Linked DNA regions of Homo sapiens: all the other regions are linked to region 1. The links are chromatin contacts, found by Hi-C in ENCODE. All regions are on one chromosome and are shown on one strand. The core of a region is the stretch at or near the end of the contact, and the rest is flanking DNA. Distances in the headings are between cores, read along the strand shown. Region 1 has its middle 49 kb from the start of TIAM1-AS1. Region 2 has its middle 41 kb from the start of SCAF4. Region 3 holds the start of KRTAP19-8 (keratin associated protein 19-8).

Region 1 (3,461 bases), core at 325-2,824:
TCCCCTCCATGGTACTCTGTTAGCACAGCCCTAGGAAACCCTACAGGGTGGAACGTAGTCCTAGGTTGGATTCTTTTCTACCTTTCCTTGGAGTGGGGAGGAGAGAGATAGAGAAATAAAGAACTAGGTTTTCATATTGAAATTTCTTTTTTTTTTTTTTTTTTGAGACAGAATTTGGCTCTTGTTGCCCAGGATGGAGTGCAATGGCACAATCTCGGCTCACTGCAACCTCCGCCTCCCGGGTTCAAGCGATTCTCCTGCCTCAGCCTCCTAAGTAGCTGGGATTACAGGCATAAGCCACCACCACACCCAGCTAATTTTGTATTTTCAGTAGAGATGGGGTTTCTCCATGTTGCCAGGCTGGTCTCAAACTCCTGACCTCAGGTGATCTGCCCGCCTCTGCTTCCCAAAGTGCTAGGATTACAGGCATAAACCACCGCGCCCAGACTCATCTTGAAATTTCTAACCAACTTTCGATCCTGGCCTGTGGACCTGGGTCTCAGCTTCTGACTCTGTAGGGTGAGTGTGCCCTTAGACTATATCCGAGATCCTAGCGTTGAAGTGGTCCTAAGGTTCCCACGGAGTCTTTTTCAAGCTAGCCCACAGGGCAGTTCCTGATCACCCCCATGGGAGACCTATGCGCACACTATTGGTATTAAGATATGACTTGCTGCAGGACATTTAGCAAACTGGGCTGTGCTACGAACTCACCTGCCCCTCCCCCATGCCTTGTCATGAACAAAAATGCCTCCACCCCCATGTCTAGAGAAGCCAGCAAGAGGTGAGACCCCCTGGAGGGAATGAGTCTTAAAGCTGGGTCATAGAGCAGGCCACTGATTTTCCATGAGATCTATGTTTGAATACATTTGGAGTATCTGCGTGCCTCCGTGGTGGAGATTATGGGGTATGGAGGGCACCCTGCACAACGGTTCTTCAGGACTACCCGACAAACCCTACCTGCTGAGACTGGGAGGTCACCCCAGGGAGACTCACCCATTTAGGGAACCACTACTACAGCTGGGAGTGTCTCACCCTGTTGGATGGATCAGGCATGGCATGGGGAAGCCTCCTGAATATGACATGGAAAAAGGAAGCAGACATCCCCCGGCAGAGGTGCAAACCCAGCTCTCCTGGAGTCCTGCAAAGCCCCCAGGACCCACTCAAGGGCCATGTGAGCACCAAGTCACCTGCCTGGCACAGGCGCCACTTCCCACCCGCTCCTCGGGCACCCAACTGTTCCAGCACTCATCACTGCACCTCCTCCGCCACTGTCAACACAAACACCCACACCCAGGCAGGAAGTAAAAATAACCAGCCGTTTCATAGCATGTCTCATGCCTCATCTCCTTCCCGAGGCACGCCTCTCTCAGTCCCCTGCAGGCATCAAGGACCCACAGAGAGGAGAGAGAGGCAGGGAGTTAAGACAGTTCCAATGCCCTGTGCTTTGTCTACACTGTCAGACAGAGATCATCTCTAAAAGGGATAAAAGTCAGAGGCCCTTCCCTTGCAACAAAGACGGGGCTGCATGTTTCTCTCTCAGGGGCGCCCCCTACCTGGAAGGACAGTTCTTTCTACCAGTAAATTCCACGTGCCTGGAGAGCCGCAGAACTTCAGGGATGAGTCAGCCAATTACCGCTGGGCCCCTCCCCACCACGAGAGTGTGTTTATCTATCTCAGGCAGAGGTACTAGTGCCCAGGCAGAAAAGACATGAAAATCACAACCCCAGACCAGAACTAGCATCTTTTATGAGGCACAGCCATCAAAGGACCTCCTGACAGCAAAGCCTGGTGCTATGGTTCTGAAGTGCATCCCCCAAAAAGATATGCTGAAGTCCTAACCCGGGGTACCCGTAAATGTAACTGCATCAGTTTGCTAGGCTTGCCATAACAAAATACCAGAGTCTAGGTGGTTTGAACAACAGCAACTTATTATCTTACAGTTCTGGAGACTGGAGTCCGCGACCAAAGGGCCAGCAGGGTGGTTTCTCCTGAGGCCTCTCCTCGGCTGGCAGATGGCTGCCTTCTTTCTCGCTGTGTCCTCACACAGCCTCTCCTCTGTGCGTGCACATCCCTGGTGCCTCTATGACCAAATTTCCTCTACTCATAAGGACAACGGTCAGATGGATTAGAGCCCACCCTAAGGACCTCATTTGCACTTCATCATCTCTTTAGAAGTCCTGTCTCCAAATACAATCACATTCTGGCGTAATGAGGGTTCGGGATTCAACATATGAAGTTTCAACATAGGAAGTTTTGGGGGAACACATTTCAGCCCATAACAGACCTCATTTGAAAACTGTTGGGCTCACACCTGTAATCCCAGCACTTTGGGAGGCCAAGGCGGATGGATTGCCTGAGGTCAGGAGTTTGAGACCAGTCTGGCCAACAAGATGAAACCTCGTCTCTACTAAAAATACAAAAAATTAGCCGGGCGTGGTGACAAGCACCTGTAATCCCAGCTACTCAGGAGGCTGAGACGGGAGAATTGCTTGAACCCAGGAGGCGGAGGTTGCAGTGAGTTGAGATCATGCCACTACACTCCAGCCTGGGCTACAAGAGTGAAACTCCATCTCAAAAAAAAAAAAACAAAAAAAACTGTTTACTTTTTATGATCATGTCTTGCAGATGTAATTCATTAAGATGAGGACATATTGGAGTAGGGTGGTCCCTGAGTTCCTATGACTGGTGTCTTTGCAAGAAGAAAAAAGACACAAAGATACACACAGTGAAGGTAACCATTTGAAAGCAGAGACACATAGGACAACGCCATGTGGCAACAGAAGAGAGACAAGTCAAAGAATGCCATAGGTTGCTGGGAAGCACCATAAGTTAGGAAAAGGCAAAGAAGGATTCTACACAGCATCACAGGAGGAACCAATGCCGCGGGCACCCTGAGTCTGGGCTTGTGCCCTGCAGAACAACGAGAGAATAAACTTGTGTTGTTCTAAGTCACCCTGTTGGTGGCACTTTGTTAGGGCAACCCTAGGACACTCAGCCCTAGGAAACCAGGGTGAGCAGTTGGCTGGGCACTAAAGGTTCAGACCTCTTGAGGCCGCTTAGCCATACATAGAAAGCCTCCGTCAACACTATTTCCTTCTAATAAAATTCAATAATTGACTTGCAATACAGCCTAGCAGAGGAATTCTTAGTGCGGACTCTGTGGCCAGACTGCCTGGGTTCAGAACCTTGGTCTGTCCCTTACCAGACATCTGACCTTGGCCAAGACACACCCCCAGGGCCTCAGTTTTCCTCATCTGTAAAAAGGGCATGATAATAATAGTATCTAGCTCATCCTGCTAGGAAAATCACATGAGGCAATACTTACGCAGCAATCAATGCCTGGCACCGAGTCCAAGCTATGCATGGGTTTGATAAGTCCTGACAAAGAGTTATGTCACCGACGTATGCTTCTCTCAGTTGTATGTGAAATCCCGAAGAATCCTGGGTCGGGCCTCCCCGAT
Region 2 (3,490 bases), core at 409-2,908, 260 kb after region 1:
CGCCTCCCAGGTTCACGCCATTCTCCTGCCTCAGCCTCCGAAGTAGCTGGGACTACAGGCGCCCGCCACCACGCCCAGCTAATTTTTTGTATTTTTAGTAGAGACGGGGTTTCACCATGTTAGCCAGGATGGTCTCGATCTCCTGACCTCATGATCTGCCTGCCTCGGCCTCACAAAGTGCTGGGATTACAGGCGTGAACCACCGCGCCTGGCCTTCATCAACTAATTCTTTTGGTAAATGAATTTCTGCTTAAACCAGGCCAAGACCTTTCTTTATAAGAAGCCAGGCCAGTGAATCAGGGAGTGAGATCAGAGGAAAGGAAGTCTCCCTTTTGTGTCTTTAAGTCATGTATTGTGCCGTGACTAGCTGGAAAAGCTGCAAAATAGTATAATAGAAGCTGTATATATCAGCAATAGCAAGGATTACTTGTCTGAGAACCTGGTTTGTGCCAGGCACTGACCTTGATGCTTTTCATACATTGCTTCATTGAATACTCATAAAAGCTACCACACAGGTGTGATTCTCCCTATTTTACAGATGCATCAGCTGAGGCTCTGTGCGGTAAATAAGTTGTTCAATGACAGAGACCAAGTAAGTGGCCAAGTCAGGACTCATATCCGTCTTCCTGACTTCGAGCTTGAATTCCCTTCTACCATACCTTATAAAAAGAATTCAGCAGCCTGAGGTTCAAGGTTCAGCTGCATGATATTGAGAATTCATTTAGTTTCTCTGAGCCGCCATCTCCTTATTTGTGGAATGGAGATAATGATGACACTGATTGATGCTCAGCTCCTCACAGAGTTATTGTAAAGACAAGTGAGAGAATGACTATGTGTTTTGCAAGTGATTAAATTCACAAACACAAGTCACTTTACTTACAGTATACTGGAGACACTTACATTAGGCTTTTAAACATTTATATATATATGTATATATATTTTTTGATACAGGGTCTCACTTTGTCACCCAGGCTGGACTGCAGTGGTGCAATCTTGGCTCACTGCAGCCTAGACCTCCAGGACTCAAGAGGTCAGATCCTCCCAACTCAGCCTCCTGAGTAGCTGGGACTACAGGTGTGTGCCACCATGCCTGGCTAATTTTTTTTGTATTTTTTTGTAGAGATGGGGTCTCGCCATGTTACTCAGGCTAGTCTTGAACTCCTAAGCTCAAGTGATCCATCCACCACGGCCTCGCAAAGTGCTAGGATTATACGTGTGAGCCACCGCTCCTGGCCAGACTTTTTTTTTTTATTTAAAAAACTTTATTTTTAAACTTTAATTTTTGAGACAGGGTCTCACTCTGTCACCCATGCTGGGTTGCAGTGGTGTGATCATGGCTTACTGCAACCTTGACTTTTTGGGCTCAAGGGGTCCTCCTGCCTTAGCCTCCCAAGTAGCTTGGGCTACAGGCATGTGCCACCACGCCTAGCTAATTAAAAAAAATTTTTTTTGTAGAGACGGTGTCTTGCCATGTTGCCTAGGCTGGTCTCGAACTTCTGGGCTCAAGCTCCCACCTTGGACTCCCAGTGTTGGAATTACAGGTGTGAGTCAATGCGTTGGGCCGCATTAAACTTTAAAGTTTCTGAATTTGAGGACACGACTTTATGACAGGCAACCTCTCAGTTTTTCAGAATAGAAATAATCCTTTCAGTCACATGAGAGAACAGTGTCTTCTATTTTAAGTAGTCAACTTTCTCTTTAGTGTTGTTTGTATGTGGGCAAACCCTACCCAAGTTTCTGTTCCTGAAATCAATTTCTTAATTTGCATTAGGCAAAAGTGTTGCATAAGCTTATTTTATTATCATCCAGCTTTTTATAGATCTTTGCTGAGAGACAATACGGGCTTGTTGAAAGAGGCCCTGTTTGACTGTCCCAAGCCCTGGGATGGAGTCCTAGCCCTGGCACTTAGCAGCTGTGGGATCGTGGGTGAACTACTTCACCTCCCTGCTTCTCAGGCCTCTACATCTGCAAAGTGAGAACAAGGGGAGCTCTTTCCCTAAGGGCCCTTTCACTGTACTACTTAAAAATGATTGCAAAGAGTCTTGCGTTAAGCAAAACTGAACACCTGCTGTAAATGTCTGCACCTCAGCAACATGACCCACAGTAGAATCTATATTTAGTTGCATTTGGATAATCTTCCTTTCCCCTTTTGCTTTAGCACTTTCTACCTTCAATTATTTCTTTATTACAGCAATGCCCCCTTTTTGCTCTACTGATGTGGGTGAGATGCAAATGGGCCTTTTGAGACTCTTGCTGTGTCCCCTGGGCCCCAGATGGACAGATGGGAGACAGAACGATTGTGGAGTACATCTTGGAGCTGACAGGTTTTGGGGGCAGGAAGTGTTAGTCAACACATGAGAAAAATGGGGTAAACAGCTGGAAAAGGCTGAGCATTAGCTGACAGGCTCTTTAGCCAACTGTCCTAGGACTGGATCAGGGCCTTGTGCATGGTGGGAGAGGCACCTAGGACCTGTGGAAAGGACAGGAAGCCAGACCCAAGAAGCCTCAGGCTGCAACCTGGCCCTCAGTTATTATCACAAAACTTACAAAGGTGTGAGCCTCGTGAATCAGCTGCAATAGATTGTTGCCTTGAGGACAAGACAGTCTAAACAACTAAAAATTAGCCAGGTGTGGTGGCTCATGCTTGTTATCTCAGGGCTTCAGGAGGCTAAGGCAGGAGGATTGCTTGAGGCCAGAAGTTCAAGACGAGCCTGAGCAACACAGTGAGAGCCCCCCCCCAACCCCCCACCCCTCAACTTCTACAAAAAAATTTAAAAATTAGCTGGGCATGGTGGTGCACACTTGTAGTCCTAGCTACTTGGGAGGCTGAGGTGGGAGAATTGCTTGAGCCCAGGAGTTTGAGGTTGCAGTGAGTTATGATTGTGTCACTGGACTCCAGCCTGGGCAACAGAGCAAGACTCTGACTCAAAAAAAAAAAAAAACAAACCCAAAAAGCAAAAAGCAAAACCAAAAACCACACATACACAATGAAAATTATTACAAAATAGCCTGAACTTGGTAGATCCATTTCTTACACCAGGCATGGTGGCTCACATCTTTAATCCCAACATTTTGGGAGGCTGAAGTAGGCAGATTGCTTGAGCCCAGGAGTTCAAGACCAGCTTGGGCAATATAGGACACCCCATCTCTATGAATTAGCCAGGAGTGATGTCATGGGTCTGTAGTCCCAGCTACTTGGGAGGCTGGGGTGGGAGGATGGCTTCATCCTGGAAGGTAGTGGCTACAGTGAGCTGAGATTGCGCCACTACACTCCAGCCTGGGTGACAGAGAGAGACACTGTATCAATCAATTAATCAATAAATAAAATGAAAGAAAAGAAAAGAAAGCATTTCTTGAATACCAAGAAACCCAAGATATGACAGCTGATGCACATGAGGCCGTGTCCCTTCATGCAGTGAGGTGGCAAGGCCTGAACAGGCGGATGTGGCCTCTCAGGAAACTTGTCCATGATTTCTGCCTTCCTCCCCTG
Region 3 (3,272 bases), core at 245-2,744, 470 kb before region 1:
AGCCAGGTTGTTGCCTATAGCTCTAGTTTGGCCATTGTCATTGCTGTGTAATATTCCATTGTAAGACTATACTGCAATTTATTTTTCCATTATACTGTTGATAGACATTAGGTTGTTTATGGTGAAGTCCAGACGTGCACATTTTCCAGTTATGTGGCAAATATCTGTAGCTTGCCTTGAAAGCAAATAATTTTTCATTTATGCTTCTTGACAAAATGCAAGGCATTCTGCCTGACCCTGTAAGGGTGTACATATGGAGTGCTACTGTTGAGGTTTTTTGTCAGCTGCTGGGGCAAAAATAAACTCCACCTAGGGTGGGAGATATTTGACCAGAGTGTGTGAGTATGTGTGTGTATAAGAGGAAATGGGGTGAGAAGAGGGTGGAGAGCTATAAAAGAACACCATTATCCCCAAATTATCCCCAAACCACTGGACAGATTAAAAATGATTTTATATTATAACACTGATGAGCAAGTTTCTTAATCCACAAATATTCTTGACTGCCTTATACATGCCAGGTATTGTCATGACCACAGAATATACAATGGTGAATTAACACACACACAGATCCTGGAAGCTTGGGTCTGGTTCTGTGAAATGAATCAATAGAAATGAAACCAAGTGAGATATACCAGCCACAGAAAGACAAATACTGCCCGATTCCACTTTACATGAGGCATCCAAAAGAGTGAAATTTGTAGAATCCAAGAGTAGAATGGCAGTTACCAAGGGCTGGGTGAAGGGAGAAATAGGCAGTTACTGACAAAGAGGCATGAAGTTTAAGTCAGGCAAGGTGAACGGACCTTAGAGATCAGCTATACAGTATGGTACCTGTAGTCGACAATAATGTATGGTTGACTCAAACAGTTGTTAGGAGGGTAGATCTCATGTTAAGTGTTCTTACCACAGTAAAACAGAAAAAAAAATTAAACCAAATTTGCTCTACTATTAAAATTAGTTTATTGAAATAGAAGAAGAGTTGGTGCCATGTTGATATATTAATAAGGGAAGAGAGGGATTCACAGCTTGAAAGGTGGGATTCTAGGTCATTCTACAGGAAGGGCTCCCCTTGCTGCTGCCACTGATTCTGTTGTGTTTGTTGCCAGAATTGAGTCTTGACTTTGAAGAGTTCACAAGGCACCCTTTGCTGCTTTGTCTGGTTTATCAAGAAAGTGGCTGCGCAATTCACAGAGGGGGTAAAAAGACCTGAAAGGAGAATTAAGTCAGGATGATAGACAGATTCTAGTGATCCAAAGAATGAGTTCACTCTTCAGTAGAAGGCAGAGAATCCATATCCTCCGTAGTATAATGGTCGGCAACAGCTGAATCCATAGCCTCCGTAGCCACAGCCATAGCCCAACCTGCGGAAGCTGCCATAGCCGCAGCCATAGCCATAGCCCCAGCCACCAAAGCCTCCATAGCCATAGCCCAGGCCTCCATAATAGCTTCTGTAGTAGCTCATGGTTCAGCAACTGTAGATGTGTTTGGAGGTCAAGGGCAAGTTTCCTGAGTACAACTATCACCAGCTTCCCTGGGACTTTTATACATCCTCAGTGATTAGTGGGGTAGACTTCTCATGGCGTAGATTCAATTGCATGAAAAAAAACTCACTCATCTTAAAACTGTAGGACAATTCCTGACACTAATTAAAGATGTTTTCATTCGATTTCTGTGCAGTTTGGATTCCACAGGATGATTATGCTGTCTTCAAAGCCCTCTTGCTTTGACCATCATAGTTAAAGCTCTATAATCAGACATAAGAGCAGCAATCAGCTCCCATTTTGTCACCTAAAATTGTTCTTTCATTACAGCCCCTTCCCAGTATCCAATTCTTAATGTATTCCTTGCACAAATATTTAATGCCCAACTAATGCATCCCAGGCACTATGCTCAGAGCTAGAGATATGGCTGTAAATAAGAACTGCCCTTCCCAATCCCATGAGTTTTTCCCCTTCATCTTTGTTATTTAAGTTAGTGAAGTAATAGAAGAGGTACACTTACTGTATAAATCCAACAAAATGTAGCTGATAGCACAAAAGGATCACATTTATTTTTTTAAGAGAGAGAGAAAAACCCAAATGGAAAAATTTTGTTTCCTTACACATTACTACCCTTTTAACTCAATGTTGTTTATGAAACTTTTGATAGCTCTTAGCTCTTACTGCAAGACTTTTTCATTATTCAATGTTTATATAGGAAATAACACTAGGGGCAAGAGCCGTGGGTGTGATTTTTGCAAAGTGATACCATATTCTTCATCTTTGTAATCTTCTTTTTAAAAAATAATCTTCTAAAGAGATTAACATCTGAGTACTGGATCTACCCATCTGACTCCACAGTCACAGGTAGGCAGGCAGCCCTCTCTGCCTTACTAAATTCCTAACACAATCAGCAAAGAGGTTTTAAAAAGCTGTTTTCCAAATTCTGGGATTCCATCTTCTGCTCTCTAAGGAAACCTTAATTAAACTACAATTTACAGAAATATGTAAAATTAAAAATACTTAAATATGACATTTTCTTTTTGAAGAATGAAGCCCACTGAAGTGTTCATGATAAGGGTCAGAATCACTTCTACTTAGCCATTGGTATCAAAACCAATTTCAAGCACATAAGCAGTACGACTATTCTATATACTATTAATAATCACTTCAGATAGAATAATATAATATCAGAACTGGTGTAACCCTCTTACTTTACAGATGATGAAACAGAATTGGAGAAGATTGGTCAGATCACCCAGTGAGTGACAAAACCCAGACTAGAACCTAAATCATTCACTTTCACCTGTTTTTTTTCATCATCACATTTTTATAGATGTTGTACAACAAAGGCAAAAGCAAGAAATATTGTATTATCACAACAGAAGAATGAAAATGCTCCTTTGCTTTCTCGGTTGGTGAGCTTTCTCATTTTGATTTTTGATCTATATGCTGATTGGTCTGTTCCTTTCCTTTGGGCCAGAACTCAAAGGACTAAAATTAGCAAGTGGACACTGAAAGTCACATCCACTTATTCTCAATGAGATTACAATGGAGATGCCTGTTGCATTGATTGTTCAAGAGATGTAAAACTGAGAGGGGAGAACAAAAATAGGTTCAAAAGTTTTGAAGTGGAAAGTTGAAGCCCAACTCTTTCTTGTCTTAGAGTTAAAAGTATATGTATTCACTAAGAGATAAATATTAAAGCAAAACAAGATGTAAAATGGGACTCAGTTTTAGCTGAGAACCTGTATCATCAGTGACAACAGCTCTCACATCCCCAAGAAAGGTGGT

The links. A loop is a pair of places that touch in the nucleus more often than their neighbours do. Pooled maps may share reads with other maps.
Region 2: a loop to region 1 is called in a map with no recorded cell type, with 32 times the contacts of the local background. The contact joins two enhancer-like sites. A Hi-C loop is called at or near these places in 11 of 37 single-sample maps with no recorded cell type and 5 of 50 pooled maps.
Region 3: a pooled map shows a loop between it and region 1 (4-fold over the local background). The contact joins the promoter of KRTAP19-8 here to the enhancer-like site in region 1. A Hi-C loop is called at or near these places in 3 of 37 single-sample maps with no recorded cell type and 2 of 50 pooled maps.

What each region holds. Positions count from the first base shown.
Region 1 is chr21:31,508,242-31,511,702 of GRCh38, forward strand. It overlaps a transcript of TIAM1 not described here. Among named protein-coding and RNA genes, the nearest start is that of TIAM1-AS1, 49 kb to the right of the region's middle. RefSeq lists a silencer at 1,560-1,619. Within about 2 kb of position 1,575, at least 3 of the 41 ENCODE cell types and tissues checked have a DNase peak (open chromatin) inside an H3K27ac peak, as active enhancers do.
Region 2 is chr21:31,771,098-31,774,587 of GRCh38, forward strand. No RefSeq gene overlaps it. Among named protein-coding and RNA genes, the nearest start is that of SCAF4, 41 kb to the left of the region's middle. RefSeq lists an enhancer at 1,727-2,016. Within about 2 kb of position 1,659, at least 3 of the 41 ENCODE cell types and tissues checked have a DNase peak (open chromatin) inside an H3K27ac peak, as active enhancers do.
Region 3 is chr21:31,036,982-31,040,253 of GRCh38, forward strand. KRTAP19-8 (keratin associated protein 19-8) reads right to left here and starts at 1,495. Exons shown (of 1, transcript NM_001099219.1): 1 at 1,178-1,495. The coding sequence starts at 1,462. The coding sequence ends at 1,271. RefSeq lists an enhancer at 2,205-2,374.